2 separate regions of the Mus musculus genome follow, and region 2 is linked to region 1. Evidence: chromatin contacts called from ENCODE Hi-C data. All regions are on one chromosome and are shown on one strand. Each heading gives the region's core, a stretch centred on a gene start or an enhancer-like site at or near the end of the contact. The rest is flanking DNA. Distances are from core to core; before and after follow the strand shown. Region 1 holds the start of Olfr1270 (olfactory receptor 1270). Region 2 holds the start of Olfr1271 (olfactory receptor 1271).

Evidence for each region. Hi-C counts contacts between places; a loop is a spot of excess contacts on that map.
Region 2: a map of T-helper 17 cell shows a loop between it and region 1 (4-fold over the local background). The contact joins the promoter of Olfr1271 here to the promoter of Olfr1270 in region 1. A Hi-C loop is called at or near these places in 5 of 37 maps with a recorded cell type or tissue (T-helper 1 cell, T-helper 17 cell, T-helper 2 cell and 1 more).

Annotation. Positions count from the first base shown.
Region 1 is chr2:90,148,264-90,151,558 of GRCm38, forward strand. Olfr1270 (olfactory receptor 1270) reads right to left here and starts at 1,773. Exons shown (of 1, transcript NM_146985.2): 1 at 756-1,773. The coding sequence starts at 1,741. The coding sequence ends at 827. It also overlaps a transcript of Olfr32 not described here.
Region 2 is chr2:90,264,683-90,267,977 of GRCm38, forward strand. It overlaps Olfr1271 (olfactory receptor 1271), which reads right to left and starts at 1,746. Exons shown (of 1, transcript NM_146793.1): 1 at 829-1,746. The coding sequence starts at 1,746. The coding sequence ends at 829.

The DNA of each region.
Region 1 (3,295 bases), core at 523-3,022:
ATTCAAATTACTCCAGCCATAATAGAAGCAGGTATCAGAAAGATAATCAAGATTACAGAGAGGTGGCTCAGTGCTGTGCTTGTATGCAATGCTAGGACACCATGCAATTTTGACTTACTAAGGAAATATACAAAGGTAATAATCTGATGTCGTCGTCAAACTGAAGGAGGGAACTCAAGTGAGCAGCAGCCTCATGATGGAAGAAATCGACGGGATGATAGTTCAAATGCGCTTAAAGGATAGCAAAACTGTATTAATTTCAAAGACGGAGTTGACCGATGTGCAGTTCCAGAAGCTAAGAAAGCACTTCGAGACAGACCGTTACCCTAATGAGGAAACTCTGCAGGCCTTCGCTGAGGAACTCAAACTACAGAAAGACCTCATCAGATCCTGGTTCATCACTCAGCGTGACAGAATGAGGGGGTACAGACGGTTATTTATGCGCTACTACAGGGATTGGAAAACGTCCCGTGAGTACTCTACAACAAGAAGTTTCGACAGGCAGAAGAACTCCAAGGAGTGCTCTCAGAATGACCCTGGACTCCCCGAAGCGTTGGAAGCCTTGAAGAAGCTCAAGCTCTCTTCTGGGTATCAAAGCAGAGATGGCATGTCACAAGATTTCTGACTTTTCAACTTCTTTGTGGGGGCAGGCGTCTGTCTATGGGAGAAGGTACATTAATAATAAAGTGTGCATTCATAGAGTCGAAAAAAAAAATAATCTGATGTCGTTAATTTTTGGTTACCATTTTTTAATATCTCACAGAAAATAGACCCACTTCAATAATAGGTTATTTTTTTTAATCATTAGTTCTCCTTCACTTCATACCTATATTCTTTTTCCCCACAACTTCCTCACAGCATTTTTCACCTCTGCATTTCTGAGTGTGTAGATGATGGGATTCAGCATAGGGGTGATGACCGTGTAGAACACAGCCACAAGCTTGTCTTCAGTGAAAGTAGAGGAAGGTCTCATGTAGAGGAAGATGGCGGGTCCAAAGAACAAGACGACCACTGTGATGTGAGAGGCACAGGTGGAGAGGGCCTTGCGTCTCCCCTCTGCAGAATGCTTCCTCAAATTGACAAGGATGATGACATAGGAGGACACCAAGACAAGGAAGGAACACAGAGCAATTAAACCACTATTGGCCATTACAATGACACTCTCCACAAATGTATCAGTGCAAGCCAGCTTGAATAATGGCTGCAGGTCACAGAAGTAGTGGTCAATCACATTGGGACCACAGAAGGGCAACTGAATAGAGATAAGAACCTGAATTATAGAATGTAAAAAGCCCCCCAGCCAAGAAACAGCCACCAGCACGTGACACACTTGACGACTCATGATATTCATGTAATGAAGAGGTTTGCAGATGGCCACATAGCGGTCATAGGCCATCACCACAAGCAAAAATATCTCAGCCACTCCCAAGAAATGGAAGAAGAATATCTGAGCCAGACAGCCCTTCAGCGAGATGGTTTTAACCTTAGCAAGTAAGTCAGTGATGAACTTAGGGACAACAGTAGAAGAGTAACAGATCTCCACCAGGGACAAGGAGCTGAGGAAGATGTACATGGGAGAATGCAGACTCTTACTGACAATGACCATTGCAACAATGAGGCCATTGCCCAACACTGTGGCCAGGTACACAGGAAGGAACAGCACAAAGCACACCTTCTGCACATTTGGATCCTGGAAAAGGCCGGTGATGATCAATTCAGTCACGTTATTTTCCCTGGCCATGGATTCAGTTGAGGAGAAGTGAACATCAGGCAGTAAGTGTCCTAAAATAAAACATTGTAGCACCAGTTACATCATTTACAGGATGTCAGAGAAAACAACCCACTTACTAATCATTCCATTAGCCAACATGTAATAATTCAGAATTCACCATAGTACACTAACATTTTATGACATTTTGCTTTACTTAGTTTTATCATTGGAAAAGAGAAATCCATAGAAATGATTACTTGCCCATAACCACACATTTTGAATTTGGGCTGCCATTCAAGTTAAGAACATATATTTGTATACTCTTTACTACATTTTGATACCTCTTCTTCTTGAAGAATTCCCTTGACATATTTCTTCACATCTATTCTTTATTTCTTTCTTCTATGTCTCAAGGAGTATCCATTTTCTATTGTATCAATATATTAATGTAGGTGAGGTGAAAATATGTCTCACTAGTAATTTATGACTACCATTGTCACTATAAAATATAAAAAGAAACACTCACTTAGAAGTCAATCAAGGCTTATCACTTGGAAAGGTGATTAGCAGAAGAGAAACACCAAGGGCTAATGTAAAAGTTATGGTTGCTCTCATATTCCATTGTAAACATAAAAACCAGTACAATCACTCTAGAGAACAAACTGCCATCAAGTGTATGTACAGGTACTTCCATCAGTATGGTGCAAGGAGAGTCTAACTCTACACACAGGTGTTACGGGCAGTGTATGGGGCCATTTGGAACTGCTTTTGATGTAATTTTCCCAAACTTCACATTCAGGAATACCATCTTGGTATCTTAAAGTCAGTCAAGGTCACAGTATTTAAATATTGTAAATCATGAAACACAACAAATCAGATCTTTTTTATATTAAGAAGCATCATTTGCAGGTATATGACTTGATAGAGATGACCATGAGAGATTTTTCTTTCCTGATACAGTAATAGAACACTCCCAGCCACACCCTTCCCAAGGAGACAGGATGAACTTAGAAGAGATTAGGCATAGACAGCCCCTTACCCTCTCCTACTGTTAAATGAATATTTCAGATAAGATACTTCACGAGCTTCTGTCTATGTAGAATATAAGCATAACAGTGTGTTTGGTCAGGTACATCCAATGCTGCTGTGCCTGGTATTTATGTTTGCCTAACTCTTGAATAAACTATACAAAAGCTACTTGAGACAAATATAAGTCACCATCTTCTTTACCATCTTTATCACTAACAAGGCAATGCTTTCTGCTCACTCATGTGCCACTGCTCTGAATTACTTCACTGTTACATGAGGCAAAGATAGTAAATTTCCTACAAACATAGAATTATGAATTATACTATTTTACAAGAGAAAAATGTAATATATATACATATATATATATATGTATATATATATATATGGAGAGAGAGAGAGAGAGAGAGAGAGAGAGAGAGAGAGAGAGAGAGAGATCAAAGCTATGGTAGTATTATTTATCTACCCAAATAGAAGTCATACTGTCTTACTTTCTTGAACAAGCACCTATTATGGACCCCAAAAGTGCCAAATATAGACTAAATGAACCAGTCATTC
Region 2 (3,295 bases), core at 496-2,995, 120 kb after region 1:
GTGCTCAAACACAAGGTTTTTGCTTCCATTAACATGCAAAAAAAGTATATTATAACACAAATTTAAAGCTATTATTCTTTCAGAATACACAGTTTCAGTTATCTAGGATTACCTATCACCATAAAGACTTTAAATGGGAAATTGCAGAAATAAGATTTATAAGTTATAATTCTCAGGTTGTTCCATTCTGTCTACTGAGGACATGAATGCCCACTTTGCCATGGTTATTCATGTGTATGCCACCCAACTCTCAGTCACACTGTGTCAAGCCCACAGCCTGCTGTCATAGCTCAAATGTAACCCTTATTTTACTTCATTTACTTTACTTTAATGGACAATAATGACACTGGAAAGGAGTTTCCAGGGAATAAAAAAAAAAAAAAAAAAAAAAAAAAGGAGGACGGACCACTCTCTGCTGTGTGACAGCTCTGCAGAGTAAATAGGGGAAATCACATCAAATCAAATACCTCACAATCATCCATATTTAACCACATTCTAATCATTGGAAAGATTAGAAACCATAAAAGCATGAGCTATTATAAGTAAATATAACATGTAGTTTTGAGACAAGAAACATTAGCTTAAATAGTAAAAATGAAGCTTTGAAATTCAAAGACCTGGATTTATGTTAGTATGTGAGTTTTAGAACTAATATTTTAGGAAAGGCAGACCACAGTAGAAGTTTCCTAAGAAATTATACCATACAGATGATTGTAGTAGGTTTTGTTAAAAAAAAAAAAAAGGGATAAAAAGAAAATTCTACTGCAAGCAGAACCCATTTCAATGAGCACAAAACCCAAGACATAGTTCTAATTTTGTTGTGGACCTTCACTTGTCTTTTTGGCTCCAGAACATACGTATAGCATTTTTCATTTCTGTATTCCTTAGAGTATAGACAATGGGGTTCAGCATGGGAGTGATGACAGTGTAGAACACAGACACAAGCTTGTCTTCAGTGAAGGCAGAGGAGGGTCTCATATAAATAAATGCACCAGGTCCAAAGTACAGGATGACCACTGTGATGTGTGAGGCACAGGTAGAGAGGGCCTTCCGTCTCCCCTCTGCAGAACGCTTCCTCAAGCTGATTAGGATGACAGCATAGGAGGACACCAAGATGAAGAGAGAGATTATAGAGAATAGACCACTGTTAGCCATTACAATAAACCTCTCCATAAAGGTGTCACTGCAAGCAAGCTTAAGTAATGGATGCAGGTCACAGAAGTAGTGGTCAATCACATTGGGACCACAGAAGGGCAATGGAATAGTGATGATGATCTGGATTATGGAGTGAATGAGGCCCCCCAGCCAGGAGCCAGCCACCAACATGTGACACACTTGACGACTCATGATGATCATGTAATGAAGAGGTTTGCAGATGGCCACATAGCGATCGTAGGCCATCATCACTAGCAAAATGATTTCAACAACACCAAAGAAATGGAAGAAGAATATCTGAGTTAGACAGCCCTTCAGAGAGATGGTTTTAACCTTAGCAAGTAAGTCAGTGATGAACTTAGGGGCAACTGTAGAGGAGTAGCAGATCTCCACCAGGGACAAGGAACTGAGGAAGAAGTACATGGGAGAATGTAAAGTCTTACTGATGCTGACTGTCACAAAAATAAGACCGTTGCCCAGCAATGTGGCCAGGTACACAGGAAGGAACAGCACAAAGCACACCTTCTGAACCTCTGGATCCTGGAAAAGGCCAGTGAAAATTAACTCAGTTACGTTATTTTCATGGACCATTGGGTCAGCTCACATGTGTTGAACATCAGATAATGGGAGAGCTGAAAAAAAGTCAAAGCATTGCAGCACAAGTTAATTTCACTAAAAGCACTCCCAAAAGCTCAGGCTGTTTTGCTAAATACTTACTACTCAGCCAGTACATTCTTATTCACCATTAAATGTTACTACTCTAGTGGGATAATTTATTATATTTTAATTCCCTTTAGCTATTAACAGAAAATAGAAGTCCAGAGAAATGGTTATTTATTAATAGTCACACACACACAGAAAAAATAACTCAGAATGAGTCTTTCTAACTTTCAGCCCGGGTATCTCTCTAAATATCATAAGGTGTTTTGAATTTAAGAGTTTAAGATACATTCTAGGTAGAAAGGTGGGGAGATGGATACATAGATCATGTATTTGTATTATCTTCATTGCATTTAATAGGTCTTCCTCTTGCATGTTCCTTTTGATGCCATTCTGCTCCAATTCTTTGTGTCCTTCTGTTCCTCAGAGAATTATTATATCTGAAGCATATAAATAACTCATATGCTTCATATGACTTGATCATTGACAAAGAATAGACATTTATTAGCTCATAGTTCTGCAAGCTGAGAAGACCAAAGCAAGTTCAGAATCAAGGGGCTTGCCTTCCCTCTGTGCCGTGGCATGGCAGAGATATCATATGGTGACTCAGAGCAAACCTAAGGAGAAAAGCTCCCTCTGGAGCAATGCCGCTCAGTCTTCACATCTACTGAAGCATGAGCAGAATAGGCCAGCATGATTCAGTCACCAACTAGAGATCAAACTCCCAAAATCATAAACTCACCAGGAAATAAAACTACACTTTATAGAGGACTATTTTCCTGTTCCTTCTGACCTTTCCCAATGTCTTCCATGCTGTGTCCAGTCCTCAGCTGTGCCAGTCCTCACTTTACTCAAGACAGAATCCTCTACATCTTCTAATGAATGTTCACATCTCTGAGAGTATTGGAATCACTAAATTCTCCACACTCTTCAACAATCATTTGCCACCATCTCCCACTAAGTCTATTGAGGGTCAGTCACCACAAAGAGACAGAGAAATTTCTCAATACCTCAGTAGGATCCAGTAAGTAGGAGTAACTGAGAGAAGATTAGATACAGAAAACACAGAGTGGATGAAAGGGAGAGGTTATGTTTCCAGACACAATAGGGTTGATGTCCATATGAACTCACAGAAACTGACAGCATGCACAAGACTTGCACAGGGCCAAGCCAGATAAAATCCCAGGATGGAGAAGGGGAAGAAGTGGGTGAAAGTCCCACCCCTAACCAAAAAGCTATGTTTCATTGAAAACTTCTAAGAAGGAGAAAAATCAATTTTCTCCCATTGAATAATACTGAGTATATCAACTACATTCCAGGACAGGCTTCACAGCAAGAAGTAACTGGCCCACACAAAACAGACTCAGGACTTTCCTGGGGTTTTTGAATGGTGGAGGTTTCTATGCTAGTATTAGGAGGGTGTTTACTCTTGCTTGTTTATTTGTTTGTTTTTTTTGGAAGAAAAAAGAACATGAAGTTA